2 separate regions of the Mus musculus genome follow, and region 1 is linked to region 2. Evidence: chromatin loops called from intact Hi-C (ENCODE). Cell type or tissue: left cerebral cortex. All regions are shown on one strand. Each heading gives the region's core, and the rest is flanking DNA. Links, peaks and the distances in the headings are about the cores only.

What was found. Hi-C counts contacts between places; a loop is a spot of excess contacts. Peaks named below come from ENCODE experiments on the same cell type or tissue, not always from the same donor. Only the 100,000 strongest peaks of a DNase experiment are listed, where the experiment ranks them.
Region 1: a loop joins it to region 2, with 6 times the contacts of the local background. A loop is called at or near these places in 1 of 42 quality-filtered maps.

What each region holds. Positions count from the first base shown.
Region 1 is chr17:31,807,165-31,822,436 of GRCm38, reverse strand. No RefSeq gene overlaps it. Among named protein-coding and RNA genes, the nearest start is that of Gm41563, 11 kb to the left of the region's middle. In left cerebral cortex, for the core only: no CTCF peak of the experiment used is centred there; DNase peaks (open chromatin) are centred at 5,021 and 7,377.
Region 2 is chr17:31,877,193-31,892,464 of GRCm38, reverse strand. No RefSeq gene overlaps it. Among named protein-coding and RNA genes, the nearest start is that of Gm41566, 13 kb to the left of the region's middle. In left cerebral cortex, for the core only: no CTCF peak of the experiment used is centred there; no DNase peak of the experiment used is centred there.

The sequences.
Region 1 (15,272 bases), core at 2,491-10,490, 70 kb after region 2:
CATTCATTCCAAGGAGGCAGTAACTGGGACCACGAGTCACTGAGAAATGAGCTAGACCAGCATGCAGCTCCTGATCAATTTCCTGCTTTTCTCCCCCATTTCTGCTGCTGTGCTGTCCGTGAGTTGAGGACTTCCTCAGCATCCATCAGAATAAACGTACTAGGGAAATAAATCTAAATGGCTTTAGGCCTCTGGGGTCTTGGTGTTATTTGTCATCTTAGCTGACCTTGCCTATGGGGGACAAAAGGCTCCACTGTCCCCAACGTGTTCCAGAAAGGGAGAAATTTTTGGGTCACATGTCTCTCCTCATTCTGCACCCGGTATAAACAGAGTCACCAGAATGAGGCTCACTGCAAGTCCCTCTAGCTATCTCCATGAAGCTCTCCTTATACAATGCTTGAGTCAGTCCTGAGAACCACTAGAGTCCGCCTCTCTGCCTGGCTGACGTTTTACCAGCCCAGGGGACCCACCCAAGCCCTGCATGATTGACAATCTGCCCACCCACCTAGAGTGTCCCTCCAGTGCATCCACCCCTAGCTACCCTGCTGCCTGATGCTCCCTTCTCGCTGCCCATCTGACACCTGGGCTCTGTGCAGCTGCTGGGAGGATGTCTGGGGACCCTGCCTGGATTGCCATGTGTGATGGGAATGCTGTGGTCCATATCTATGTCAAGGGGCGGAGCTCATGTCTGTACCACTGTGATAGACTAGTGCAGTGCACTGCAGCCCCACGGTGCACACTTGAGTGCAAGGAAGGAAGGAAGGAGTGGGGTGGGGGCGGGGTTCGTTCTGCTGAGCAACGGAGCTAACCTTTCCCCTTCCTGTTCCTGTAGCTGAAACTCACCTGTGGTGGTGGTAGGGTGGGGGTGGGGGTGGGAGTGGGGGGTAGGGGGTGGGGTGGGGCATAGGGTGGCCATGAAACTGTCCTTCTTTGTGTCCTGCACTGCTTGGTGGCAGCAGTCTCAACTTGGTTCCTGGGGACGAGCAGGAGGGTCAGTGTCCTCATGGTACTGTGGGGCAGGGTGGGTGAAAACAAACACAAAGCACCAGCCCTGGGTTGCCCCAGCAGAGCCCGCCCACAAAGCTGAGATGCCTTCCTCAGCCGTGCAGCCTGTAATATGCTCAGAGGTCGTTGCACCAACCTTCCCTCCCCACAGCCAGGCCCTGCTCAGGCATGCTGCTGTCCCAGGCCTTCTGCTCTGGGCAGATGCCCCGGGACCAGGGTTGACTGGGGGCCTGAGAGAGGTAATCAAGTCAGGAGGTCTCTGCCCGCTGGAAAGGACAAAATAGCACGTGCAAAGCAGTCTTTCCTCTCCCTGTCCTCCTTTCTCTTCTCCCTTTCCCCCTCCCTTCTCCCTCCTTCTCTCTCTCCCTCTCTCTTCTCCTTCTCCCCCTCTCTCTCCCTTTCCTCTCCCCCTCCTCTTTCCCCTCTCCTCTTCCTCCTCTCTTCCTCCCCCTTTCTCCCTCTTCCCTTTCCCTCTTCCCCTCCCTCATTTCCCCCTCCCTCTTTCCCATCCTTTCTCTTTTCCTTCCAGCCCTTACCAGACACCTTGACCTTGAGCCTCCAGACTAAGAGAACTTCACTTTGGTGTGTGTGTGTGTATGTGTGTGTGTAGGGGGTACCTGTTGCCCTCCCTTTGCCACCTCAGATGATGTCTCCAGTTTGCTAAAACAGGGACACAAAGGACCTGTCACTCTGCCACCTCCCTCCCTCCCTGGCCTGCCACTAACAATGCTCAGCTCCTAATGCTCCTGTCTTTGCTCCTGTCAGGACCGCAAGGCATTTGCTGCTCCTGGGATGAAGGAAGCTGCTTCCTGGGATGGGTGGCATCTCTGTCCCTGTGTGGGTAACTGTCATATGTCATTCAAGAAGTGTGGCTAGGACTGGATACCACGCAGGCTGGGAGAGGATTTCTAAGATAGCAAAACCTTTGACCTTGGACCAGACACCAGTATGGCTGTGCCCTCCCCTACTTCTGACTTGGGCTCCACTCCTCTTTGTCTTGTTTCTGGGCAAGCCATCTGACTCCTCTCTTTGGACACTCAGGGAGCCCTGCTCACCAGTGGAGGACTCTGACCATGAGTGAATCCAGGTCTCAGAGACAGGAAGGACAGATAATGGGAGGAGCAACCCTCCAGCAGAGCCCCTCCCTGCTCCTGTGTGTCGGGCCACAGAGTGGCTGTACTTCGTGGGAACACAGAGTTGTTTGTTTTTTTTGTTTTGTTGGGTTCAATGCTAAGTTCACACTCCAGGTTCATGCCCACTTTTGTGATACCTGCTATTGCTGTCATCCAGAGCACAGAAGGCTTCTGGAAGTTTCTGCTATACAATCCACCACTCCCCTGCCACCCCCACCGTCATTGGCAACACCTGTGGAGTCAGCACTCCTACTTGGAAAGTAGAAAGTTCCCTGGAGTAAAAAGCAGTGTCTAGCTCACGCCTTTAATCCTAGCACTTGGGAGGCAGAGGCAGGCAGATTATTGAGTTCGAAGCCAGCCTGGTCTACAGAGTGAGTTCCAGGACAGCCAGGACTACACACAGAAACCCTGTCTCGAAAAAACAAAACAACAACAAACAAACAAATAAAAAAAGCAGCGGCTTAGGCTGTGAAACACTCAGCCAAATCTCCTTCCTCATGTGGAAGCAAAGCACCCCAACAGAGGTTCCCCTAAAGATACTCACCAAGGTTTGGCGGACTCTGCACCGCTTTAGTCTCAAGGTCAAGGACAGACTGTCTGGTGAAGAACAGGCCCATATGTCCAGGAAGTCACTGTCGTCATCATCGGACTTGCAGTGAGCTGCCTGTCAGTTATTTGAGAAAAGCTGAGGCCTTTGGTTTTCTGGATTTCATCACAGGAGTGGAATTTCTTTTGACTGCACTTCCAACCCTAAATCCATTGTGATGGAGATTTTGTCTTCATTTCCTTAAACTGGAGCTCAGTTTCGAAAATGCTCTTACCGGACTGGCCTGTGAGCAAGCCGGTGGTGCATTTTCCTAATTAGAGATTGATGGGGTGGGGGTGGGGCGATCCTAGCCCACTGTGTGGAGGGTGCGGGGTGGAGGGATGCCATCCCTAGGCAGGTGATCCTGGGGTCTATAAGAGAACACAAGGAGAAAGCCAGGGGGAGCAAGCCAGGAAGTAGCATTCATGCACGCGTGCATGGCTTCTATTTCCGGTCCTGTTCCCCAGCTTGCCCTGAGCTCCTACCCTGCGTTCCCTCGGTGATGGAGTGTGACCTGTGAGTTGTAAGCTTTCCTCCCCAGGCTGGTTTCATCATGGAGTTTTAATCACAGCATTAGAAACCCTGAATCGGGGCTGCCTTGAAGAAGTTCACCATGCTGCCTGGCTGTGGCCACATTAAGGGACATGCCTGTACACGTGTGTTCACGTACAATTATCACATGCACAACTGAATTAGGGGACTGAGCCCTGAGCAGGTGTCCCTGGGGTGCTGGGCAAGGAGCCTGTTACCTTTAGAAGGCTGACAACTGCCCACAAAGCCTCCTAGCAGTTTGGTTCCATTGTCTGTCACAGTACAGCCTGGCTGGATCCCCCCATAGAGCTGGGAGGGTCCAGCCCGGCTCTGAAAATTTCAGGGAGCACCAATCCCTGCCCCTCCCTCCTCCAGTCCTGTGGCTGTGTCCCAGTCCTGCCCCATGCGCTGGGCTGTGAGCACGCTGGCATGATGAGTGATTGGAGACTCAGGTTAGAGACCTCTTGGTCAGAGTCCCTTGAATTTCCACTTCCTGCAGATTACATGAGCCAAAGCTTCCCATCCAGACCCCTCAACCTCCTTGAGCACCCATATGTCATCATCCTTCATGAGGGTATCTTACAAGCCCCTACCCTACTCCATTTAGCAGTGAAGCCACCTCCCTCCACTCTGTCATTCCCCCTGCAGCTATGTGAAGTTCCTGTTCTCCCCAGTCATTGTTCCAATCCCTGGTATCCCAGATGAAGGTCCCATCCCTTTGAGTGGGTCTGTGTGCAGCTTATCCCAGGAACTCTTGACCTGAACCTCAGACAGACCTTGGCATTGCAAATGATTCTATATTCCTATGGGGACTGAGAGGACCCCAGAATCTATGCAGTCAGGTAGGCCAGCCATGTTTAACATGGCTGCTCCTGCTGCTGCTGCTGCTGCCACAGGAAGAACAGGGTTGTGAAGTTCCGTCAGCAACAGCCCGGCTCAGGGAACGTGGTAAAGCCTCCAAGCCACTACCCTCTTAGGCATCTCTTCACTGGCTCCCACCTCTGAGTACCAGCTTTGAGCCCTGCCCAGCCACAGAAAGGGGCTGGAGTCCTGTTGCCTGCTGGGGACATGTCAGTGCTCAGCCTGAAAAGCTGGCAAGGAAGTGCAGGGGCACCCCTTGTGGCCTTGTCTTTGCTGGGTGTCTTTCCATGACTGTATGACAGACACCAAGACAAGCACCCAACTAGTGTGTTCATTCTCCTCAGTCAACAAGGAGGAGGGACTTATGGGGAGTCCCTGGAGACTACCTGACTTAGAGAGAGAGAGCTGGTTCTGGGCCTGGGCAGCAAGAAAGTTCTAGAATGTTCTTCCAGCTACTCAGTGGCAGGTGTGAGGTTTCTGGAAAGTTCAGAGCTAGTCCTCCCCGTGACGGAAGGTTTGGATACTAGGAATTTAGGAGGGATGCTTTGGAATCCTAGGTGTCAGAACCCTAGGCTTGAAACTAGGTCTGCTGTCTACTCTGAGAGTGATCTATGGAGGACTGAAGCTATTGTGGGGCAGGGAGGAATATCTACTCACCCCTGTGCCTTTTCAGACAGTAGCCAGCCCAGGGAGGTAGAGCCTCAACAAGGTGCCTGGCAGGTCAGTTATCATTCCACGCTTGTCTTTGCCCCGTGTGTCTCTAGCTGGGACCCAGCAGGACTGGTGGGCCCCAGGCTCTGCAGGGAAACTGCCTCTCCAAGCCCATCTGACTGAGGCAGAAGCCTGGTGAGAAGGAACAGGGGGAGGGTAAAGGCCGCCTCTGGAAGCAGAAATGCTCTGGAAGTGTTGGATGCTGCTGCTGTTGCCATGGCAACGCTGGCTGCAGGGAGTGGAGGGCAGGTGGACCAGTAGCTGCCACTCAGCCGGGTTGTCAAGCCTTCTGGAGGCTCTCAGCCCTATATCCCTTCCCAAACACACCTCTACTGCTCCCCCCATAGAAAATCTCACTCCTAAAACACCCCAAATAGATCACCAGGCCAGTCAGCAATCAGAGCCATCTAAGCTAGGGCTGATGCTACGCTCAGCCTCCTTCTGTCCTAGAGGACACAGGGTCAACATGAATTCCATACTGCTCCAGAGTGAGGCCTGGATCTGTATGCTATACCTTAGAAGAGACATCATTCTTTCCCGCTGGACTTGAGGCCTCAAGGCTGCCATGCTGAGCTGGCTGGGCCATCATGCAGAGATGTTTTCTGGAAGCTGTGTCCTCTTGGAGAAAAAAACCAAGCCTCTTAGAGCCTCTTATCAAAGAAATTGTGAGATCCCCTGGATCCAGCTGGGCCTGAGACAATAGTGTATCTGGACCTCTAATTACTTGACCCTTTCTTGCTAAAACCAGTTTGTGTTCTTTGGGGATGCAAGATACCCATGCTGAGCTGCGGCCTGCCACTTCCAATCCAGGGAGGCCTGCAGGATATGACCCCTTTAAATACACTTTCCCCAAACTTGTGCCTCTTCAGGGCAGTAGGGGAGCCCATTGTATTGTGGGACTTTGTGTCCTCTGAGGCCATGGTGTGAAGATTTGGCTTGCTGGCACTTACGAAAGAGAGACAGGGAGTGTTCAGACCTTGCTGTGAGGAGGGGCTGATGGTTCAACCTCAAACAGTTAGACCTTGCAGTGATGGTTCAGCTTCAGCTTCTACTGATGAAGAGGCTGCAAAATCTATGGCTGGCCGTCCTCCTTCTCTCAGACGGCAACACATATCATCAGGCTTTGACCCCAACACCTCCTGGGTCTGAGATTCTCCTGCCTGAATCAGCAGGCATGCTCACAGAATGAACATACGGGAATCCCTGTCTCAACTACACCCAACCCTCACAGGAGACTCTCAGTATCAATGGAGCAGACAGCTAAAGCTAGGGACACAGGGACAGTGACCTAGAGCCCCCCCCTCCAGCCATACCTCAGAAGTCATCAAGGGTACGTTCTTACTAGATAAGGCTCTGAGAGTCAGGCTAGTCTTAACCAGGCCAAGGATAGGGCTTGTGAGGCTGTCTATACAGGCCCTGAGCTTCCAGTGAGTAGCTTTGGCCTTTAAGTGATCCCAACCATGTAACTAGAGTGTCCATGCTGGCACAACAGCCATGTCAAGCTCTGTGCCAATGCTGAAGACAACGTGAAGGCAGCCTCCGTTGCAAACCTGCACCAGGGATTGGGGATTTAGCTCAGTGGTAGAGCGTGCCTAGCAAGCACAAGGCCCTGGGTTCTATCCTCAGCTCCAGAAAGAAAAGAAAGAGAGAAAGAAAGAAAGAAAGAAAGAAAGAAAGAAAGAAAGAAAGAAAGAAAGAAAGAAAGAAAGAAAGAAGGAAGACCTGTACCACTGTACCACCTCCACAGGGCTGGTGGCTTCACTCACCCAAGCACACTTCAGGAGAGGAGGTATCTGGGGTGCCTTTGGGTGCCTGTACTACCCTGGCACTGGTTGGATATCATGAGTGTCGATAAGGACTATCGGTGTGTATGAGAATGTCCCCAAGGTAAGCAGCTCCCATAGATCTTTCTCCTAGAGTGACCCTGAAACAAAGTGTCTGTTGGACAACCTTAACTGTCACCAGATCAGGATCCCACAATATACTGTGTACCGTGTGCTCTGGGGAGGCACACCCTGTGGCCTCCGGGAACAAGGACAGCCCACAGGAGTCTTGAGTTGCTTTGTAAGCCTTATCGCCCATCATACAGGCTTGGCTGCAGTAATGACAGAGATCACAATGTCCCCAAGGTCCCTGGAAACACTCAACAGGGGGTGGGTGGGTGGGTGCTCAAATCGTGTTCCTTTGTACTTTTTCTGGTCTGACCTCCAGACAGCTGACCCTCACCAGGCACAGCTCCCAAACCAAGCTGTGACAGGTTCCAATCTGTCTCTCCTTGTCATGCTCTTGGACCCATAGGTTCTGGGCCCAAGGCAGAGCAAAGTCTAAGACTCCCTAAGCATTGGACAGCCCAAACTGTCTTCAGGCCAAAGGTCAGGTAGCCCTGTCACCATACAGGAGGGTCACCGGAGGAAGCTTCCTGGGCCCCTTGAGGGCCACAGTGTGCTCAGCACTTCTCACTGTGTTCTCTGCCTGCCTGTTCCCTCCTGAGCCTGGCCAGGGTTTCCACACTTCACACTGGAGTAGAGGGAGGATGTTGGTTCCCACAGAAACAGGCAAACATCCAATTTCATCTCTGCTCCTTCTCAAAGCCAACTAAATGACAGGAACACCCCACAGGACAGAGACAGGCACAGACAGAGAAAAGGGGAACCAGGGTGCTGTTGCAGATAGAGCTCAGCAGTCACTCAGTGGCTAGAGAGGGCTGGGCAACCATCACAGCTCTGAGCAGCACCCCATAATATACTCTCTGCAAGGAGCCCCCTTCCTCACCTCCATACATATGTATTTGTATACCATACATCCCTTTCCTGGGGACAGCAAAGTGTCACCTACTCAAGTTCATGAAGGTGCATCCTTCTGGACTGTGGGTTGCCTAGCATAGGAAATCCTATGTCCATTCAGAGCCGGAGTCTGGAGAGAATGCTCCAGTGTGCACATGAACCTGGGGTTCCGGGCACACACCACCAGCATGCTTGTGTCTCCAAGAAATCTTGTTGTTAGAATCTACCTGGTTCTGCTTGCTTTTACCTGACCTGGCATTTCTCAAGCCTAATCGAGAACTTGGTTTGTTTAATGTCACACTCATTGACATCCATGGGATAAGCTGCTGTGTAAGTGTAGAGAAACAGAAGCCCTGAGTCACATGGCTGAGGAAGGGACATGGTGTCCTTGAGGGCATGCTGCCCTAAGCCCTTGGGAGATGCTGTAGTGTGGGGGTCCTTGCTCATGCTGGATCACTATGGAGGGGCTCCTCTGTACACTAGCTCTCTCTCTCTCTCTCTCTCTCTCTCTCTCTCTCTCTCTCTCTCTCTCTCCCTCCCTCTCTCTTTCTCTCTCCCCACTCTGCCACAGTGACTCATGCATGATTCATTAATCTTAATGAAAATGCAAATACACAGACTTAATTGAAGGCTGTTATGGGACCACGCTCTGGGCTTCTGCACCAACACGAACAGACAACCTTTTTAGCTTTCTTTGCTTGGAGTGGTACTATTGGTTGAGGTGGCACAGACAGGCAGTTTAGTCCCTGAAGATGGGGCTGTCCCCCCTTCCTCTCTTGCACACACAAGCTCACTCTGGGTGCACTGGTTATAGCTATGAACTCAGCCCAGCTGTCATCTCCTCAGTGGTACCTGGCCCTTGGGTCCCCAACTTGTCAAGGGAGGAAACGCTAATTAAGGCTTAGCTTCCTGCAAGAAAGAGCCCATTTCCTTCTTGCTATCCTGATGCCACCTCCAAGTGGGTCAGAGAGGTTTCCAGATTCCCAAAGAACCCCTGAGTAGCTGAGACAGGCCCCTGAGCAGAAGGAAGAAGTGCTAAGAGCCGAGCAGGGGACTGTTGGATAATCTATCTCTTCCTTGGGCTCCATGTCCCCAGGTGTTTGACCAGCAATTGGGCTCTTGGTCTCTCACACATCATCCCTCAGTGTCCCTGACTGGCCCACAGAGGTGCCAGGGCTGTGCAGTCCCTACCCCCTCCAGAGACTGAGCTGAGAACCAACTTTGCAACAGAGGGAACTAGAGCAATATGGTACCTTCACATCCAAGGAGTCCCATATGGAGCCAACCAGCTGCAGATGGAAAATATCTTGGGGAAATCTATATCTGCGTGAGATGTTTATACCCTATTTTCCGTGTATATGCCCCAAGTAGTAGAGAAGAACGACCTCTATTATGATGTATTCATTGTGTTGGCTGTGCTGTGTGGGGATGATGGATGTGTAGATTCGATGTAGATCTATGCCGCTCTGCACAAGGTCTTGATCAAGCAGAAGTTGGCATCCTAGGGAGCTCCTGGAGCCAGCACTCCCCCCCAATCCCCCTTTGTCACTGAATGTGAGCCTCCTCCTGCTCCACATGGCCTGATACAGACAGATAGTTTTCATTAATGATGTATGATCTAGCCCACAGATGATGTTTGATTTATTATAATTTGATGACATATAATTACATGTTATAAATGACACTCGAACCCCCTCATTCTGCTTCTAGACAATCCAGTTCTGAGGTGAGAGTGGCCAGGGAGAGAGACATATGACATTCCATCACTGACATGCTTACATGGCCGACACTGGGGTTGCCTACCTTCCTTGAGGATATCTTTCTCATGGAATGACAAGCAGAGGTGAGTCACTGCCATCCCAGGGTGACATGTTCTGTCACTGAATGTTCTCCATGGTGTGACACAGGTGAGTCTGACAGGAACCATATTCCTTGTCAACTTGATAAAAATGGGTCTGACCAGCCATGCTCTTGAGCTTCTTCCATAAGAACATGTGCACAGTGACAGATGGCCATCAAGTTACTGCCCAAGCCTGCTGCCCTCTTGAAGATGATTCTTTAAAAAAAATTACACACACATATGCACACACACATACATGCACACATAGCACCCAGACCAACCTCTTGACTATTCCATTATTAATTCTCTGCTCTTAAACGTTATACATGTTTTAGAAAAGTGGAAAAAAAAAGAAGAAAGGGAGGGAGGAGGGAGTAAGGAAGGAGGGAGGAGGGAGAGAAGAGGGAGAGAGGAGGGAGGGAGAGAGGGAGGAAGGAGGAAGATGGTGAGGGAGGAAGGAAGGAAGAAGAAAGGAGAGAGTGAGGAAGGAGGGAGAAAGAAGGGAGACAGGAAGGGAGAAAGGAGGGGAGGGAAGAAAAAAGGAAGGAAGGAGGGAGGGAAGAAGGAGGGAGACAGGGAGGGAGGGAGGAGAGACCCAGGAACCTCAGCCATTCCCAGAGGTCACATGGGAAGGAGGTCACTTAGCATGCTATGATGCATGGAGTCCCTGACCGTCAGTCACACACAGACTCAGGCAGGCTCGTCCCAAAGAAAACTCTCTACACCCACTGTCATCCTGTTCCGGGGCCATCACTAGATTTACTACCTTCTTGGCACCTGTTGTCCCCAGTTCTGGAGACCTCCGTGCACTTCTTACAGGTCCTGGAGGTATCTCCACAAGATCTGCTATGGTATGTACACAGCTATGATGCAAAGCTCCACACAGCTGAGACTGTGCGCCCATTATTTTATTATTATTATTATTATTATTATTATTATTATTATTATTATTATTATTATTATTATATCAATGTCTCACCCATAACTCTAAGGTTTTTTGTTTTATGTCAAAATTTAATTTCTTACTCACTTTGTCCCCTGTCATTGTTTGGGGGTGGGGGGGGAGGGGCTGGGACGCAAGTGAAGCGCCTAGTGGAGGAGGAAATCACACTCTACACAAGGTGACTGTCATTCATCGTGTCTCAAGTTGTTGCAGGGGCTATTTGGCCCCATATGCCATCAGAGGACTGTCCTTGGGAAAAGACTGCGTACTTTCTTTTATTTATTTATTTATTTATTTATTTATTTATTTATTTATTTATTTTTGAGACAGGGTTTCTCTGTGTAGCCCTGGCTGTCCTGGAACTCACTCTGTAGGCCTTGAACTCAGAAATCCGCCTGCCTCCCTCTGCCTCCCAAGTGCTGGGATTAAAGGTGTGCGCCACCACCCGGTGGTACCTTCTTTTGTCATAGGAACAACCAACCCTGTTAAGCCCCAAGGCAGAAATTAACATGACAGGGACAAGACAAAGCAAGGCACTTACATAGGCTACCAGTAGACTCATCCTTCCTTGGGGTGGATGTCCTCTGTCCCTGAGGATGCCTAGCTGTAAGCTCTGGTTCTGAACAGGAGCTGAGACCTCTGTTCCTTTCCATGGCTTAACTACTGCACCGAGGCTGAAACCCATGGGCTCTTCAAGCCATTGTTCTAAGGACTACTCATGGTATACTGGTGGGCACCCTTAACCTAATGGACTCAGGGTTTTGTTTGTTTGTTTTTGTTTGTTTAGTTGGTTTAGGTATATTTTGAACCTCTGTCAATCTATGTGATGTCCCATTTGGACCAAGACTGCTTGCTGTCCTGGCTTCTTCTTTGCCAGGATCATGGAGAATTTCCTGTCCGTCAGTGGGTACTGACCTGATTCCACATGTCTCTCTTTCACACCCAGATTGGGGTATGTGTGTGTGGCTAGAGTGAGCACCTAGCTTCCTAAAGTGCCTCCTTGGTTATCTGTACCCGAAACCTACTCCAGTCCAGCTCTCAGGGAAAACGCAGGAGTTATTGGACAGTCAGCCAGCCTGGAGAGGCCTCTCCGAAGCCTGATGCTGGCTACACACATTCCATCAAACTAAGGAAATCCAGGTAGCTGGGGTAGGGAAGGCTCTGGTATCAGTCCCTTGTCCCCCATGGCAACTGAGAAAACATATTGAACAGACTGGCATCTTCAAAACAAACTGCACAAACCTGAGACTGGTCCAGGGACAGGGAGAAATGAACCCCAGAACCATGTCTGTGAAGTCCACAATCCAGAGGGGAAGAGTGTGAAATATTGAGGACAGACCAGCATCAGCTATGGTAAGGTGGCCGCTTGAGCCAGCGGGCTGGGGCAGGTCCCACAGTTGCCCTTGGCCAGGAACCACTCTTCCAACCATCCTCATGTATTGTCAAGCTTGAACAAGAATTTTTATGATTACCTTTGTCCCAATACATCACAAAAAGTCCACAGGGGTGCCCCTCCCCTGACCACAAAAGTCCATCTTCCCATTCAAATGAATTTAAAAAAGACTTCATTTTCCAAGTGAGATTTTTTTTTTAATTGCAATAAAAGAAAACCTGTAATTTGCCAAGCAACATCGCTGGCCCTCTCTTTCAGCGTGAGCATGTTCACTACAGGAAACCACTTCTTTTTAAAAATGAGGCTTCATTTCAGACACACCAGGGCTTGGAACAAAGTGCCCTTTAGAGATCTGAAGCCCAAGCGAGTGACAGTACCCTGGCTGATGCACAGCCAGGCGGATGGCAGCGTGGTACAGATGGAAGGTACCGCCCGCTGGCTGTGCTGTCGCCCGGGGGGCTTCTGGAGAGTGGCTGGCAGAGGAATCGGCAGATGTGAGGGCTGACGCTCTGCTCCTCGGAAGAGCAATTCTTGCTTCTGGCGGGAGGAAGGTGGGGTGCCACCACCCCAGCAGGGGCATGCGACTGTGCAAGAGGGTCATTGAGCAGCTGACGTGAGGGGAGCGAGGATGACGTCACCAGTGACGAACGAAGAGGGACCATCATGAAATATGCCATGGGAGGGAAGCTTTGTGCAGGAACAGCGAGGAGAGAGCCACCCTCCCCACTTCAGGACATTTTCTCCGTGGAAAACAAATGATGCAGTGATTCACAAAACTAAATTGTGCCTAATTTAAGCAGGGGAGGGCACTCGCCTGGGGATTGTCAGCATTGAAGAGGATCTTCTACCCTGAAGCCCTTGGTGCCTTATGCTCACTGGAGTCCATCTTCCACAAGGAGACAAAACGGGGTTCTGGGGACGGGGGTTAGAAGCACCAAGTGCTACGTTAATTAGGAAGCAACCATCAGCTCCCTATTGTTTCCAGCCTAGGACAGAACTGGCTAGTGAGGGTGGGCTTAAAAAGCTCTCCTGCACTTGCCCAACAAAGCAGACACAAGTTTGGGCCTTATAATGACTGCTCCTCCCTGCTCACCAAGAGACCAGCCCCAGGTTCTCCAGCACCTCAGCTGGGCCAGCTTTCTCTAGCTCAAGCAGGTCAGCCCTGCTGTCTTACCCTAAGGGAGAAAACCCGGAACTCAGGACCTCAGGAAAGATTCTGTTGCCAGGCTGGCAGGGGTAGGCTCTGCCATCCATGCGCGGTACAGTGGTTGCTTTGGGCTGGAGGCCTCCGTAAGGGTGTCACTTCCTCTCCTCAGCATCACCATTGTAGAGCATCCCCATGAGCAGGTGCGAGCACTGTCTGGCACATCTCTGTCACGAGGTCCTTTTTTTGTTTTGTTTTGTTTTGTTTTGTTTTGTTTTGTTTTGTTTTGTTTTGTTCAGTCCTGAAGACTAGTTTCATCCACTGTACTCATTGGTACAACTTGCTCTTGTGGTCACATAGACGACTCTCTAGGATCCCAGTCTTGTCCCCTCTCATGTCCCGTCTCAGTCGACCTTTATCATCAAGAACAAGGATGGCCAGCACGTTCTAGATGGGGTTGGGTGTTGGGGTGACAGTTCCCAGGCGAGGGGAAACTGAATCTCTCTTGGAAAGAGATCTGGGGAAGACAGGTGATGGGACCGTGTTGGATTTTGTCTCCACTTCTGTGGAATGGAAAGGGCTGAACAGGTCTGGTGGCATCCTAAGACCCAGGGAGACAGCTTCTTTTACTACTTGGAATTGGCCAGTTTTGTTTATAAGTACAGCAGTGATGTGGAAGAGGTGGTCAGCAAGCTCCTTCCTCAAGACCCCCCAGTCAGGGCGGGATAGAGATGCTGATGTCACTCGCAGCCCAGCTGGGCCTCCTGCAGAGCTGTCTGTGACATCTGTTCCCAGCCATAAAGATCCCAGGGGACTCTGTACATGGGCAGGTCTGGGGGCCTGGGCAGGAAGTAGGTGTCATATACAGTATGAGGAAGAAGGGCAGCATGGGCTCTCTGCCTGGGAGACCCCCGGGCCCTGCAAGGCAAGGCTGACTTCAACTTCCAGACACTTCATTTCTTGGTCTTCCCTGAGGGTCCTCGTGTTTCAGGAGAGGCCAAAGACAAGCATGCACCTTTTGCCTGCGGATCTAGTCCGAGTAACCTACGTGAACAAAGGAGATGGGCCATGGCCCTGCTGATGAAAGATTTTTTTCTTCTTCTTTTCTGTAACTCTAAGCACCTAAGGAATGCTGTGGTCACAAGAGGGCCCGTTCTTTTGTTAGGATAAGACCACAAGGAAATGACCTTGCTGGGGACCTTGGGAGTGGCCTCTGCTGGGAATGGAAAGGCTAGGAGTTGACTCCTGGCTCCAGTGAGTGACAGGGAAGGCCCCGGGGCACTAGGCATAGCTGGGCAAGTCGCTCCCTTTTGATGGCTCCTGAGGGTCAGGACTTGAAGGCACTAAGTAGATCCATGTGTTTGTAGGGTAGGAAGTAGCAAGTTACACCCCCCTCCCCCACCCCAGGCTGAAACTCTGCCCACCTCGGGGATTTCTGTTTCCCAGACCTTCAGTGTCCTTGTGTGCTACCAACACCCAGGAAGGCTTTCTTTCTTTCTTTCTTTCTTTCTTTCTTTCTTTCTTTCTTTCTTTCTTTCTTTCTTTCTTTCTCTCTCTCTCTCTCTCTCTCTCTCTCTCTCTCTCTCTCTCTCTCTCTCTCTCTCTCTCTTTCTTTCTTTCTTTTTCTTTTTTTTTAAAGATTTATTTTTTTGCCAGGCAGTGGTGACACATGCCTTTAATCCCAGCACTTGGGAGGCAGAGGCAGGCATATTTCTGAATTCAAGGCCAATCTTGTCTACAGACTGAGTTCCAGGACAGCCAGGGCCACACAGAGAAATCCTGTGTCCAAAAATAAAAAAATAAAATAAATAAAAAGATTTATTTGTTTTATGTATATGAGTACATCATAGCTGTCTTCAGACACACCAGAAAAGGACATCTGATTCCATTACAGATGGTTGTGAGCCACCATGTGGTTGCTGGGAATTGAACTCAGGACCTCTGGAAGAGCAGTCTGTGCTCTTAACCTCGGAGCCATCTCTCCAGCCCCAGGAAAGTTTTCTAATGCTCTAGTCTTTCCTCGCTGGTCTGTGCCACCTTCCAGACCCCAGGATATCACAAAAATACCAAGACACATTTTCAACTTTGTACCTCCAAGATGCAATATAAACTCTCCTGTGTGCACATCTCTGGTGGCTGGACACCCTACTCGCCTCTACCTATGAGGACACTAGGCAGATTGGGTCAGACTCACTTGAATGACTCCAGGCAACCTGAGTTACCCTGAAAAGCCCTGTCTCCAAAGACATATTTTGAGGCATTGGGAATTATGAAGGAAATACAAATTTTGAGAGAGACATGATTCACCCCACAACGACCTGGGGTCAATTCTTGAAATAAAT
Region 2 (15,272 bases), core at 2,763-10,762:
TCTCTCTCCTCCTCACTCTCCTTCTCCCTCTCCTTCTCCCCCCCCTCCCCCCCCACTCTTCCTATTTTCTTTTTGTTTCATTGGAAAATGAAAGACTATATTTTCTTAGAGCAGTTTTAGTTTTACAGAAAAATTGACAAAAGTACAAAAAAGACTCACATGACCCCTCCAGCTCCCTCCCCATGGGGACTCCCTATGATGCTGTCTTGTATTGGAAGGGGACACAGGCACATGGATGAGTTGGATATTCTAGGCATTTAGAGAAATGTAGAGCTGTGAGTGTCCCAGGTGACAGTGTCTGCAGAGTCCCCGCTCCTCCTGGCTCAGCTTTCTTCCTCTCTCCACTCATGTCTCCTCACCACCCACCCCTGCCCTGCATCCCAGACAACCACTGACAGTTTACTGTCTGCCTGATCTGCCTTTTCCAGATGGCCTGTGGTTACAATCTCATAGTGTACAGCCTGCCTGGCTCTTTTCAAATGACAGTGTGCGGAATCCTAAAGACATTCGGGGTGTGTCAGCATCTCTGCTTCTCTGGAGTTTTATTCTCTAGAGCGGGAGTGTATACAGCCAGTCTTGTTTTCTCTTTGGCTTCCTTGACTCCATCTGAGAGCCCAAGGCTGGGCCACTGTGACTCCTGAGACTGCAAGGAGACAAAGGAGACTGCCTCAGAAAGCTGTTTAGATAGGCAAGGAAAGGGAGCAAGGCTCCAGCCCTCAGCTCCTCCAGGCTCTCAGTTCCTCTATCTAGGCTGTGTTGTGTTAGTGAGCTCACAAATGTGTGCAATGCACATGTGCCAACTGAGTGTGTTGTTAGGAGTGTTTCAAATGTGAGTAAGGATGTGTCTTAGGTGCACATATACATCCGTGCACACATATGGGTGCGCGCGCGCGCGCACACACACACACACACACACACACACACACACACACACACACAGAGTCCATGTGTTTGTGGTGGGATAGAGGTTTCCCAGGTGCTGGGAGGGCAAGCTCCATCACCTTGCTGCCATGTGGTTGAAAAGTGAACTCTCCAGAAGAGTTCCATGGTGCAGGTGGTAGTAGGGGTCACAACAGATAGAGTTATGCCCCCTCGCCCCCTCGCCCCCTCGCCCCCCTCACCAGGGTGTGGTTATTTGGCTTGGGCTGTTGTTTCCTGGACACGGGGGGGGGGGGGGAGGAGGACATGCTTGTGTTGGGCTAGGGTACTGACCCCCACAGTAGAATCACTAAATGCCTGACAAGGTTTCTGTGGTGGACAAAGGCTGACCAAGGGCCTTCTGGCAGCAAAGCACTCACCTGATACCTGAAGGCAGAGCTGCTGCTGGCATGGACTTGGGGAAGGGCATGGTGGTACTGGGGCTCTTGGGAACCCCAAAGGGTCTGTGAGTTTAACAGCCATTTCCCAGGCAGGCTGGCGGGACTGCTCTGCTACACCGACATGCCTTGAGTTGTGGGGAAAAAAAACCTGGAGGCTAGGGAGGTGGAGGCATCGGTTCAGCCCCCCAGGAACATAGCCATCAATAATTCAGTGTTTCAAAACTTCAGAAATCTTCAGCTTCCACCCCCCTCCCTTCTTCTTTTGATTCAGGGTCTTAATGAAAGTCCAAGCATTCCAAGGATAGTTTAATATTTAAACAGTTGTCTTCACTCTGAAGGTCAGCCCAGCATGTGGGGTGTGAGGCCGAGCCAGGGTTGGAGGAGGTGGAGGAAGGAGACAGGTGGGGGAGGGCTTGGGGCTTGGGGCTTGGGGCTGGAGGCTGGAGGAGGGATGTGGGTACAGTGATAGGGAGGGATGTAGATGGTCTCTACTCCACCTTGACTGGCCCAAGGCCAGAGCCTTTTCTACCACAGGTTCCTAGATGTGTCAATTGTCAAATGTTCCTAGAAGTGTTTTCATGATCACTGGGCCCCCAGGCTCCCACCTGCTTCTAGGCCTTAAGCTCAAGGTATCCTTGCATTCTGGCTTCACATGGGGCCTCCCTGCTGGGTGTAGATACCTCGGCTAGGGTGGTCCCCTGAAGGAGCCTGGAGGGCAGGGCTCCTCCATCTCAGAGGGTGCTGCCTGCCTGCCTGCTTGCTCAAGGCTGGGGCTTTGTAATCTGTCCCTCAAAGCAGAGCCCTTTGGGACAGACATGACAGCCACACCAGGGCTAACCCCGAGGACTGTCCTGGGTGAGTGGGGATTGGGGAGGAGCAGCTCTGGGGGACACCTCCTGTGTTTGTAACCCTAGAGTTCAACTGCTTACTGCGTTAGGTTCCTCTCCTGAAAGAAGGCGATGAACTGATGTCTAAGTGGAAGGGGCTTTATTTATTTGACCCAAGGGAGGTTTAAAAAGGCAAATACAGCCACAGGCTGAAGCAGGGCTCACTCATAGGAGAGAGCAACTCCAGAGACAGCCCAGGCCAGGCAAAAGGGAGGCTGTCCTCCTTCAGGGTCTCTGGGACGTTGGAATGTGGCAGGCGATGGATCACAGCTGATCCTGAGGCTGTGTGATCAGGCCATGTTTGACCATTTATGGTGCCCACAATCCAGAGTCCCCAAATAGAAAAGCACCCAGACCCCCAAGCCACATGCGAATGATAAGCCTGGCGCCTTGACTGTCAGTGTGCCCAGACCTGGGCTTGCGTGCTGCCTCTGTAGCTGATGTGTAGACCGGGAGCAGTGGTTTGCTCTCAGCAGGGTTTGTGGTGAGCTGGTGCTGCTTCAGTGTCCCCTGGGCATCTCTGTGGACTGGGTACTGCTGGGCACTGGTATGCACCCTGGGTCACCCCTGAGCCCAGCAGCTTCTCAGGAACCCTACCTAGGGCAGCTCTGCTGCTCAAGTGCCAATCACTCAGCATTGCCCTGCCCCCAGCCGGCCCTCTGGGAGACGCCCAGCTCTCACTAGCACCTTGCACTGGAGGCTCTTTTCCTGCCCCAAGCAGAAATATCCACAGGGGTCTCAGAGTGCTCTCTGGAGCCCTCCACTCCCTCCCCAGCCCATCTCCTCTTCAGCATCTGGACTCTGTCCCACTGTCCATGACACTTAGCACCAGGAAACTTCGGGATATGCCATACAATGCAGACAGCCCCACTGAATGGTGCCAGTGTCACTTTGAGAGGTGGGGATTGAGGGAGACAGCTAGTGCCCGCATGGTTCTGCCTCCAGCAACCCCTTGCAGGATCTTTCAGAGGGCTGGAGTAGCCTCTCACAGGGCCCGGAGAGCCGATTGGCCAAGCTCACCTCTGAGACTTACTTGGGGATCTTTGGGTTTTTGACATAAACCCAGCTCTTACAATGGGGTCTAGCTCACTCTGTGAGAGACAGAGGCTAGGGGTCCACTCTGTACTCTGTGTTCACCTGCATCATGTCCCACCCCTCTTGCAGGTCATTGAGTCAACATTGTCACAACTCCAGGTACACCCAAGTTCCCCTTAACCTCTCAGGCTCCCCTAGGATGTCTCTTCCTCTGACCTCTGACTTCCGCTGTGTGTCCAACTCCCCTCCATGAGTGTGTGTGTGACTGTGAGTCTAAGGCTGAGGGAGATGCTCACAGCAGACTCCCGATCCTAGACCTCAGCAGTCAGAGAGCATCTGGTTCCACCAAGTGTCTGGCACCAGCCAGTCCCACTGGAAGTAAAGAGATGTCGTCTCTAAACTCAGAGGGAAGCAGCTGCATTCAGCAAGTTGCCAGCTGCATGCCCACAGAGCCCGGAGACAGAAGCTACACACCAGCAACAGAACAGCTGCTCGTCTGACCGAACCTGAAAGTTGGGCAGCCCTGGGGGGCTGTTCTGGCAAAGGCTTTCTGGCGGCTAGCACCCCAAAGGGGCAGGCACTGCAGCTGTGGGGAAGTTCTGGCCCTTGCTATCTGCTCATGGAGTCACCTCAGAAGACCCTCATGATTAAGTAAAGACAAGATAAACACTTTCTTCTTTCATCTCTCTCTCTCTCACACACACACACATCAGGACCCCAAAAGCTCTGCACTTACAGCAGTCCACGGGTGACATGAAGCCTGCTTTGGCTAGCGCTTCTCACCCAGTATTTTTTTACTCATTCTTTTTTTTTAATTAGATTATTTTCTTTATTTACATTTCAAATGCTATCCGAAAGTCCCCTATACGCTCCCCCTGCCCTGCTCCTCAACCCACCCACTCCCACTTCCTGGCCCTGGCATTCTCCTGTACTGGGGCATATAATCTTAGCAAGACCTCTCCTCCTAATGGTGGCCAACTAGGCCATCTTCTGCTACTTATACAGCTAGAGACACAAGCTCTGGGGATACTGGTTAGTTCATATTGTTGTTCCTCCTATAGGGTTGCAGACCCCTTCAGCTCCTTGGGTACTTTCTCTAGCTCCTCCATTGGGGGCCCTGTGTTTCATCCAATAGATGACTGGGAGCATCCACTTCTGTATTTGCCAGGCACTGGTATAGCCTCACAAGAGACAGCTATATCAGAGTCCTGTCAGCAAAATCTTGCTGGCATATGCAATAGTTTCTGGATTTGGTGGCTGTTTATGGGATGGATCCCAGGGTGGGGCAGTCTCTGGATGGTCCTTCCTTCTGTCTCAGCTCCAAACTTTGTCTCTGTAACTCCTTCCATGGGTATTTTGTTCCTGATTCTAAGGAAGTACGAAGTATTCACACTTTGGTCTTCCTTCTTCTTGAGTTTCATGTGTTTTGCAAATTGTATTTTGGGTATTCTAAGTTTCGGGGCAAATATCCACTTATCACTGAGTGCATATCATGTGAGTTCTTTTGTGATTAGGTTGCCTCACTCAGGATAATACCCTCTAGATCCATCCATTTGCCTAAGAATTTCACAAATTCATTGTTTTAATAGCTGAGTAGTACTTCATTGTGTAAATGTACCACATTTTCTGTATCCATTCCTCTGTTGAGGGACATCTGGGTTCTTTCCAGCTTCTGGCTATTATAAATAAGGCTGCTATGAACATAGTGGAGCATATGCCCTTATTATAAGTTGGGACATCTTCTGGATATATGCCCAGGAGAGGTATTGCTGAATCTTCTGGTAGTACTATATCCAATTTTCTGAGGATCTGCCAGACTGATTTCCAGAGTGGTTGTACAAGCTTGCAATCCCACCAGCAATGGAGGAGTGTTCCTCTTTCTCCACATCCTTGCCAGCATCTGCTGTCGCCTGAATTTTTGATCTTAGCCATTCTGACTGGTGTGAGGTGGAATCTCAAGGTTGTTTTGATTTGCACTTCCCTGATGATTAAGGATGCTGAACATTTTTTCAGGTGCTTCTCTGCCATTCGGTATTCCTCAGGTGAGAATTCTTTGTTTAGCTCTGTACCCCGTTTTTTAATGGGGTTAATTGATTTTCTGGAGTCCAGCTTCTTGAGCTCTTTGTATATATTGAATATTAGTCCCCTATCAGATTTAGGATTGATAAAGATCCTTTCCCAATCTGTTGGTGGCCTTTTTGCCTTATTGACAGTGTCTTTTGCCTTACAGAAGCTTTGCAATTTTATGAGGTCCCATTTGCTGATTCTTGATCTTCCAGCACAAGCTGTTCAGGAATTTTTCCCCTGTGCCCATATCTTTGAGGCTTTCCCTCACTTTCTCCGCTATAAGTTTTAGTGTCTCTGGTTTTATGTGGAGTTCCTTGATCCACTTAGACTTGAGCTTTGTAAAAGGAGATAAGAATTGATCAATTCACATTCTTCTACATGATAACGGCCAGTTGTGCCAGCACCATTTGTTGAAAACGCTGTATTTTTTCCCCCACTGGATGGTTTTAGCTCCTTTGTCAAAGATCAAGTGACCATAGGTGTGTGGGTTCATTTCTGGGTCTTCAATTCTATTCCATTGATCTACCTGTCTGTTGCTGTACCAGTACCATGCAGTTTTTATCACAATTGCTCTGTAGTACAGCTTAATGTCAGGCATGGTGATTCCACCAGAGGTTCTTTTATTGTTGAGAATAGTTTTTGCTATCTAGGTTTTTTGTTATTCCAGATGAATTTGCAAATTGCCCTTTCTAACTCTGTGAAGAATTTAGTTGGAATTTTGATGGGAATTTCATTGAATCTGTAGATTGCTTTCAGCAAGATAGCCATTTTTACTATATTAATTCTGCCAATCTGTGAGCATGGGAGATCTTTCCCTCTTCTGAGATCTTCTTCGATTTCTTTCTTTAGAGACTTGAAGTTCTTATACAGATCTTTCATTTCCTTAGTTAGAGTCACACCAAGGTATTTTGTATTATTTGTGACTATTGTGAAGGGTGTTGTTTCCCTAATTTTCTTTCTTGGCCCTGTTTATCCTTTGTGTAGAGAAAGGCCACTGATTTGTTTGAGTTAATTTTATATCCAGCTACTTCACTAAAGCTGTTTATCAGGTTTAGGAGTTCTCTGATGGAATTTTTATGGTCACTTACATATACTATCATATCATCTGCAAATAGTGATATTTTGACTTCTTCCTTTCCAATTTGTATCCCCTGGATCTCCTCTTGTTGTCTAATTGCTCTGATTAGGACTTCAAGTACTATCTATATTGAATAGGTAGGGAGAAAGTGGGCAGCCTTGTCTAGTCCCTGATTTTAGAGAGATTGCTTCAAGTTTCTCTCCATTTAGTTTGATGTTGGCTACTGATTTGCTGTATATTGCTTTTATTATGTTTCGGTATGGGTTTTGAATTCTTGATCTTTCCAAGACTTTTATCATGAATTGGATTCTGTCAAATGCTTTTTCTGCATCTAACAAGATGATCATGTGGTTTTTGTCTTTGAGTTTGTTTATATAGTGGATTGCATTGATGGATTTCCATATATTATTCCTGCATTCCTAGGATGAACCCTACTTGATCATGATGGATGACCATTTTGATGTGTTCTTGGATTTGGTTTGCGAGAATTTTATTGAGTATTTTGGCACTGATATTCATAAGGGAAATTGGTCTGAAGTTCTCTTTCTTTGTTGGGTCTTTATGTGGTTTAGGTATCAGAGTAATTGTGGCTTCATAGAATGAATTGGGTAGAGTACCTTCTGTTTCTATTTTGTGGAATAGTTTGAGGAGAATTGGAATTAGGTCTTCTTTGAAGGTCTGAAAGAACTCTGCACTAAACCCATCTGGTCCTGGGCTTTTTTTTTTTTTTTTTTTTTTTTTTGGTTAGGAGATGATTAATGACTGCTTCTATTTCTTTAAGGGAAATGGGACTGTTTAGATCGTTAATCTGATCCTGATTTGACTTTGGTACCTGGTATCTGTCTAGGAAATTGTCCATTTTATCCAGGCTTTCCAGTTCTGTTGAGTGTAGTCTTTTGTAGTAGGATCTGATGATGTTTTGGATATCCTCAGGTTCTGTTGTTATGTCTCCTTTTTCATTTCTGATTTTGTTAATTCGGATAATGTCCCTGTGCTCTCTAGTTAGTCTGGCTAAGGGTTTACCTATTTTGTTGATTTTCTCAAAGAACCAGCTCCTGGTTTGGTTGATTCTTTGTATAGTTCTTTTTGTTTCCACTTGGTTGATTTCAGCCCTGAGTTTGAGTATTTCCTGCCATCTACGCCTCTTGGGTAAATTTGCTTCCTTATGTTCTAGAGCTTTTAGGTGTGGTGTCAAGCTGCTGTGTATGCTCTCTCTAGTTTCTAGTTGGCAGCACTCAGAGCTATGAGTTTACCTCTTAGGAATGCTTTCATTGTGTCCCATAAGTTTGGGTATATTGTGGCTTCATTTTCATTAAACTCTAAAAAGTCTTTCATTTCTTTTTTTATTTCTTCCTTGACCAAGTTATCATTGAGTAGTGTGTTGTTCAGCTTACACATGAATATTGGCTTTCTATTATTTATGTTGTTATTGAAGATCAGCTTTAATCCATAGTGATCTGATAGGATGCATGGGACAATTTCAATATTTTTGTATCTGTTGAGGCCTGTTTTGTGACCAATTGTATGGTCATTTTGGAGAAGGGACCATGAAGTGCTGAGAAGAAGGTATATCCTTTTGTTTTAGGATAAAATGTTCTGTAGATATCTGTTAAATCCATTTGTTTCATAACTTCTGTTAGTTTCAATGTGTTTCTGTTTAGTTTCTGTTTCCAGGATCTGTCCATTGATGAGAGTGGGGTGTTGAAGTCTCCCATTATTATTGTGTGAGGTGCAATGTGTGCTTTGAGCTTTACTAAAGTTTCTTTAATGAATTTGGATGCCCTTGCATTTGGAGCATAGATATTCAGAATTGAGAGTTCATCTTGGAAGATTTTACCTTTGATGAGTATGAAGTGCCCCTCCTTGTCTTTTTTGATAACTTTGGGTTGAAAGTCGATTTTATTCGATACTAGAATGGCTACTCTAGCTTGTTTCTTTAGGCCGTTTGCTTGGAAAATTGTTTTCTAGCCTTTTACTCTGAGGTAGTGTCTGTCTTTTTCACTGAGGTGGGTTTCCTGTATGCAGCAAAATGTTGGGTCCTGTTTATATAGCCAGTCTGTTAGTCTATGTCTTTTTATTGGGGAATTGGGTCCATTGATATTAAGAGATATCAAGGAAAAGTAATTGTTGCTTCCTGTTATTTTGGTTGTTAGAGTTGGAATTCTGTTCTTGTGGCTGTCTTCTATTAGGTTTGTTGAAGGATTACTTTCTTGCTTTTTCTAGGGCATAATTTCCCTCCTTGTGTTGGAGTTTTCCCTTTATTATTGTTTGAAGGGCTGGATTCGTAGAAAAATATTGTGTGAATTTGGTTTTGTCATGGAATACTTTGATTTCTCCATCTCTGATAATTGAGAGTTTTCCTGGGCTGGCATTTGTGTTCTCTTAGGGTCTGAATAACATCTGTCCAGGATCTTCTGGCTTTCATAGACTCTGGTGCGAAGTCTGGTGTATTTCTAATAGGTCTGCCTTTATATGTTACTTGACCTTTCTCCCTTACTGCTTTTAATATTCTATCTTTATTTAGTGCATTTGTTGTTCTGATTATTATGTGTCAGGAGGAATTTCTTTTCTCGTCCAGTCTATTTGGAGTTCTGTAGGATTCTTGTATGTTCACGGGCATCTCTTTCTTTAGGTTAGGGAAGTTTTCTTTTATAATTTTGTTGAAGATATTTACTGACCCTTTAAGTTGAAGATCTTCATTCTCATCTATACCTATTATTCTTAGGTTTGGTGTTCTGGATTTCCTGGATGTTTTGAGTTAGGATCTTTTTGCATTTTGCCTTTTCTTTGATTGTTGTGTCCATGTTTTCTATGGAATCTTCTGCACCTGAGATTCTCTCTTCCTTCTCTTGCATTCTGTCGCTGATGCTTGCATCTATGGTTCCTGATTTCTTTCCTAGGGTTTCTATCTCCAGAGTTGTCTCCCTTTGGGTTTTCTTTATTGTTTCTACTTCCATTTTTAGATCTTGGATGGTTTTGTTCAATTCCATCACCTGTTTGGTTGTGTTTTCCTGTAATTCTCTGAGGGATTTTTGTGCTTCCTCTTTAAGTACTTTTACCTGTTTAGCAGTGTTCTCCTGTATTTCTTTAAGTGAGTTATCAATGTCCTTCTTAAAATCCTCTACCAGCATCATGAGATATGATTTTAAATCCAAATCTTGCTTTTCGGGTCTGTTGGGGTATCCAGGACTCGATGAGGTGGGAGTGCTGGGTTCTGATGATTGTGATCGGTCTTGGTTTCTGTTAGTAAGTTTTTTACATTTGCCTTTCGCCATCTGGTAATCTCTGACATTAGTTGTTATAGCTTTCTCTGACTGGAGCTTGTTCCTCCTGTAATTCTGTTAGCCTCTGTCAGCACTCCTGGGAGTCCAACTCTCTCCTGAGTCCCAGTGGTTAGAGCACTCTCTGCAGGCAAGCTCTCCTCTTGTGGGGAAGGTGCACAGAGGTCTGGAGCTCAGATCACCTCCTGGCTGAAGATGAAGGCCCGAAGAGACCCTGTTCAAGAAGCTCTGTTGCTTCTGCCGCCCACGTGCTCTCCTGCACGGACTGGTTTCTGAAAGACCCGGGATACAAGATGGGGCTCTCACCTGAGTTCTGGGGTCAGAGCCCTCTCTGGAGGCCGACTCTCCTCAGTGATCCTAAGATCCTGGGTGTGCTAGGGCACCTTTGGTGTGGAAAGTCCTCTGGGGACCGTGGGACCGTCCTCCAATTTTTTGCCCAAGGTGTCGCGGGGCTGATGCCAACCGGAACGAACCCCTCACCCAGTATTGAGTCCCTCCCCATGTGGCTCTTTCTCACTGCCATGTGATTATCCACAGTGCAGCTTTTACTCCAAGACAGAGGTCACTATTGTGTGTGTGCCCTGGCATGTGAGAGAGTGGCAGATGCTCACTCAACGGCCGACTCCACTTCTTCCTTAGAATAGCATTGGCACTGTTGGTGAGTTCTTGAGGTCATTTCTAGGTCTCTTCATTATCCTGGTTGTGCCCCGACAACAGCAGATCTGTGATGTAGAGTACACACTGGAGTGGGACCCGGCACAGGGGTTGCATTGTGGTCACTCTGCTCCCAGGCTTTTGAGGCCAGTACAAATGATGCTAGGGAGGTCTTGGGCCTCTTTGCTGGTCAGAGGAAAGACCCGTGTCACATCTGAAAGGAAAACTGGAAAGATGAGCATGAGCAAAGCCAGAGACCCAATGCTGGTGTTCCCACTGCCAGCTCTTCATGGCTCGTTCTGTCCCAGCTGGTCTCGCTGCAGAACAGTGGCAATGGGTTGTCCTCCATGCTGAGTTGCCAGGCACACATGACTCTGCTACGCAGGAGTGACCCTGTTTTATCTATAAGGCCTGTCTTGGCTTTGAGGATGGGTGCCACGCATCTCTGAGGTCCCAGGTCTTCACAAAACAGCAGAGCTGGAAGGAGAAGATGGGAGTATTCTGAGGTTGACATCCTTATTCTAAGGTTGACATCCTTATGGGCTGTATAAGGAGATCGTGTCTTAATAAACAAACCAACCAACCCTCAAGCTGTATTAAGTAACTGTCTTAGTTAGTGTTTTACTGCTGTGAACAGACACCATGACAGAGGCAAGTCTTATAAAGGACAACCTTTAATTGGGGCTGGCTTACAGGTTCAGAGGTTCAGTCCATTATCATCAAGGCAGAAGCATGGCAGCATCCAGGCAGGAGGAGCTGAGAGTTCTACATCTTCATCTGAAGGCTGCTAGCAGAATATTGACTCCAGGCAGCTAGGATGAGGGTCTTAAAGCCCACACCCACAGTGACACACCTAGTCCAACAAGGCCTCACCTATTACAACAGGGCCACACCTTCTAATAGTGCCACTCCCTGGGCTGAGTTTGTACAAACCATCACAGTAAAATTTCCTAAAAATTCAGCTCAGAACCACAGATGTCAATGCACTGGGAAACAAGGCCTTTTCGGAAGGGTTACCTCAGATGAGGTCACTCTGGCGTGGGGTAGTCCTAATCCAATGATCATGTCCTTAAAAAAGGAGGGCTATTAGGTTGACAACCTCACACGAAGAAGGAAGTGACTGGAGGGACCCTCCCTGGAGCTTTTAGAGGGAGCATGGTCTTGCTCCTTAGCCCCCAGGACAACAGAGAAGACATTTCCACTGCTTGAAGTCTCCAAAATGGTGGCACCTTGCTCACATGGACACTGAGCCATACAGAATTTTCTGAACACTGTTTTCCACCTGCCGCCGATATACAAAGCTCTTTTATACAAGTGTGAAGCTGACCACAACAGTTATATTCTCCTGGTCATCTACTCTCTGGATGCAGCGCCAGGCCTCACCAGCCCACACATGTTTCCTGAATAGAGAGCTGTCCCTAGAATGCAGCCTGGGGTTCCTATGAGAGCCCAATCCCCGTGAAGGTGGTAGCAAGGAGAGCAGCATCCACTGGAGGCTGGACTCTTCCTTGCTGCTGTACTGCAGAAACTCTACTCCCCAGACCAGCTGTCCAACAACTATAGAACGTTCTAGAGAAAAAATTCCTTGGCAAACTCCCTGTGTGCCAATGGAGGGCAGTCCCTGACTTCACAACACTCACAGCATTAAAGTCAAGGAAACATACGGTGCCAAGTGGCTTCACAAGGATGTGACACGCTGGTGACACGGGAACAGCTGATACTATCCTTTAGGAAGAAGTCTGGGATTCTGGACACAAGTCTCTCAGCTCCAGCACCCGACAGCCAAATACATCCCCAACAGCAGCAAGGTGACATCCACAAGGCAGGTCCCACCCACAGGCACTGGGCCCTGGAGTCAACTGAAAGGTCCTCAAAGAGAACAGACCACACTAGGGCCATGTGCTGACCCAGCCTTGATGGGCAACACAGTCCTTCTGTAGAAAGAGCTTTCTATCTGGGTCCTACATAGCTTAGACTTGTGGAGTCATCGGTCACCCAGGAGTGGCCTCTCTGGAGTCTCATGCCTCCTGCCACCCCACTACTCATTGTTTCCCAAATCTGGAAAGTGGCTCCTGAGATCCAAGCAGTCAGTACAGGGGGCAAAAGAGAGAACTGTCCTTTTAGAGGGAGAACACGGGTGGAAACAGGCCAGGGGGCAACTTGTAGAGCCAGTGTTGGCCTCAGGCCAGGGTCAGGCCCAGGAGGCTGGGGAAGGGGGTTGGCCATGGATAAGAACAGCTTAGGTGAAGAACCATGGAAGGTGCAGGATGATAGGTGTGGTTGCAGAGACGGCTCAGAGAGAGGACCGGCTGTGATGGTTAATGCCACAGAGTCAGTGTGGGCTGGAGGGGAGGGGTGGGCAGAATGACAGGTGAGGAGGCGACTGACCAGCCAGGCTCCATTCTATGCGCAAAGAATGTGGAGCAGATTAGAGCGCTGCCCACCGGAAGTGGAAGTGGAGCCTTATGCTGATCGGAAGCACAGCCGAGATCCTGCTACACCTCTGATGGTTATGGCTTAGGCTGTGAGCCTGTCTCACCAAGTCTGCAGCCAGCTCTGGGCTCTATGCCCTTGTGACCTCAAAGGCGGCCTGAATAGCAGCTCCAGACTGAGCAGCTCCGGGAAGCCCTGCACCACAAACGCAGCCCCTCCATGGGCACCCAGTGGACCTCTGGAGAGCCGTGGGGTCTACAGAGATGCTCAGCTAGAGCTGTAGGCAGAAGAGCACTTTGAGAAGGGTTGGGGATGAGGTCAGCAGAGTCCTTTTGGGGTAATTCTTGCCCTAGCCACATGTCTGCCTGGGCCAGGGATCCCCAAGATTTTCCTCCTGAATATGTGGCCACTGGATTGTTCCTGGGGCAGAAGTTTCTAGACCCTATTGCATTGCATTGTATTTTTGAGATGGTCTTGTTGCATCGCTCAGGTTATCCCTGAAACTCACAATCCTTTTGCCCCAGTCTCTCATGTGCTGAGAAGACTCTGTGTGTGTGTGTGTGCGTGTGTGTGTGCGTGTGCATGTGTGTGTGCGTGCGTGTGTGTGTGTGTGTGTGTGTGTGTGTGCGCGCGCGCGGGCGCCACAGGTCAGACAAAGCTTAGTCATGGTCAGGAGGAGGAGATGATGAAGCCAATACATCAGGGGCTTGTTGTTTCCAATGAAATACCTTTTTAGAGTCTGAGAGTAGACGTCCCCAAGGGAAGCCACACTGGATAGCCAGGAGCCAGCCAGGAAGCAGAGAGAGCAAGGGAAAGGTGGGAGGGGGTCTCGTGTGGTTTCTCAGTGAGGGAACTGGCCAGGGCAGTCAAGAAAGCAGCTGAGGACAGGCTGATGTGGAAGTGAGAACCGTCCTGGGTTGTGAGAGTTTAAGGGATGGTGGCCTGGGCGACTTGGGTGCTATAGACTGCGGTTGAGTAGTATTTGAACTACACCCTGTAAGGAAACGCTTAAATGCCTCTAGGGATTGACTTAACCTGAATCTGACAGTCTCTCCAGGGGCAGCAGGGACCAGGCCAGGAATTTTAAGATAAAGAAGTTATAAGATGTAACCCTTTCTCTCCAGGACTGGGAGACTATAGTGATTGGAGGGAAGATAAGATTGACACAGCCCGTAATGGGCGTGGCCAGCGGTGGGGATCAGGCTTTCACTGGAAGAAGCATTCTTTATCTCTTGTGCGGGTATCTGGCCTGGTGCTCAGGTGGCCCTTGCGCCAGTGTGACCCATTCTCACCCTCAAAATGTCCTCAGAGAATCTTGAATGGGGAGAAATGAGTCTCAGGACTAACCCACTAAGAGCTTCGCGCGCCCAAGCTAAAGACCATCTGCAAGAGTGATGGAGAGCGATCCCCCGTTCTTATCAGCATTTCCAGAACAGCATGTTGGATGCTAGGGGGTCTCTCTAGTTCCCCTGGCCTCCCTCTGAAAGATGGCCCTGCCACCAGCCCCCCACTTCTCTGTCTCCAGGGCCTAGAAACCAGATATGGTTGGATTCAGGAGGGGGTGCAGGGTTGGATTACCCCAGCTGGTGGGGATGCCAGGCACACACCAGCAGCCGGTACACAGCTTCCCCAGGGACAGATTAGAGGATCTCCCTCAAGTTCCTCTCTCGGGAGTGCCAGCCATGTTTTGACTTCCACACAGGTCTATGAGGAACACCCCAAGGCATCTGCCGGATGTGCTGTCAGAGGGTTTCTGGAAGACAGATGGCCAAACGGAAGTTTGGGACGGAGGTGCAATGGCGTGGGTGCGGATCCGCACGACGCCCACTTCAGCTGAGAAGAATTCCTGGTCCTCTCCGAAGCTCCATTTCCTCCCCCTTGTGAAGTAGAAAGGACAGCAGGCGTTCTCTTTAGAGAGCTGTGGAGATTGGGGGCTGGGGCTGGGCAGGAGGCTCGAGTAAACACCAGCTGCCTTGGGTTGGGTGCTGCAGCACCAGAGGCTCGGAGGAGCAGAGGAGCCTGGAGGGAGATGAGGGCTCTGCAGCATTGCCTGCACTAGTCAGGAACAGGGTACATATCAGAAAGGACACTGGGAATCAGCCTGGTCCTAGCTTTACTGGAAGGGCTGAGCCCAGCACAGCCAAAGAAACAGCCAGATTGCAGGATCCAGTAGGCCTTGCGGACATGGGCCCCCAACTGGGAAATTTCAGTGGAGGAAGCCAAATGAGCTAGAGAAATCCCCTGGGGTCACACATGACTCTATATTCAGAAAGAGGCTTCTGAATGCAACACACCCTCCTCCCATCTTGCCCCAGGCCCCTTTGTGCAGGCCCTCTTGCAGAAGAAGCGACCACAGAGAGAATGGTTTGGGAAGCCAAGGGTGTCTAGCCTCTGGCCCAGGAAGCTGCTGTGGGGGCCAAGCTGACAGACTGCCCCACGGAATGCCCTTAAGCTGACAGACTGCCCTTTTGCTTACCTGGACTCTAGCCTTGGCTTTTTACCCCTGACAAAACGTGGC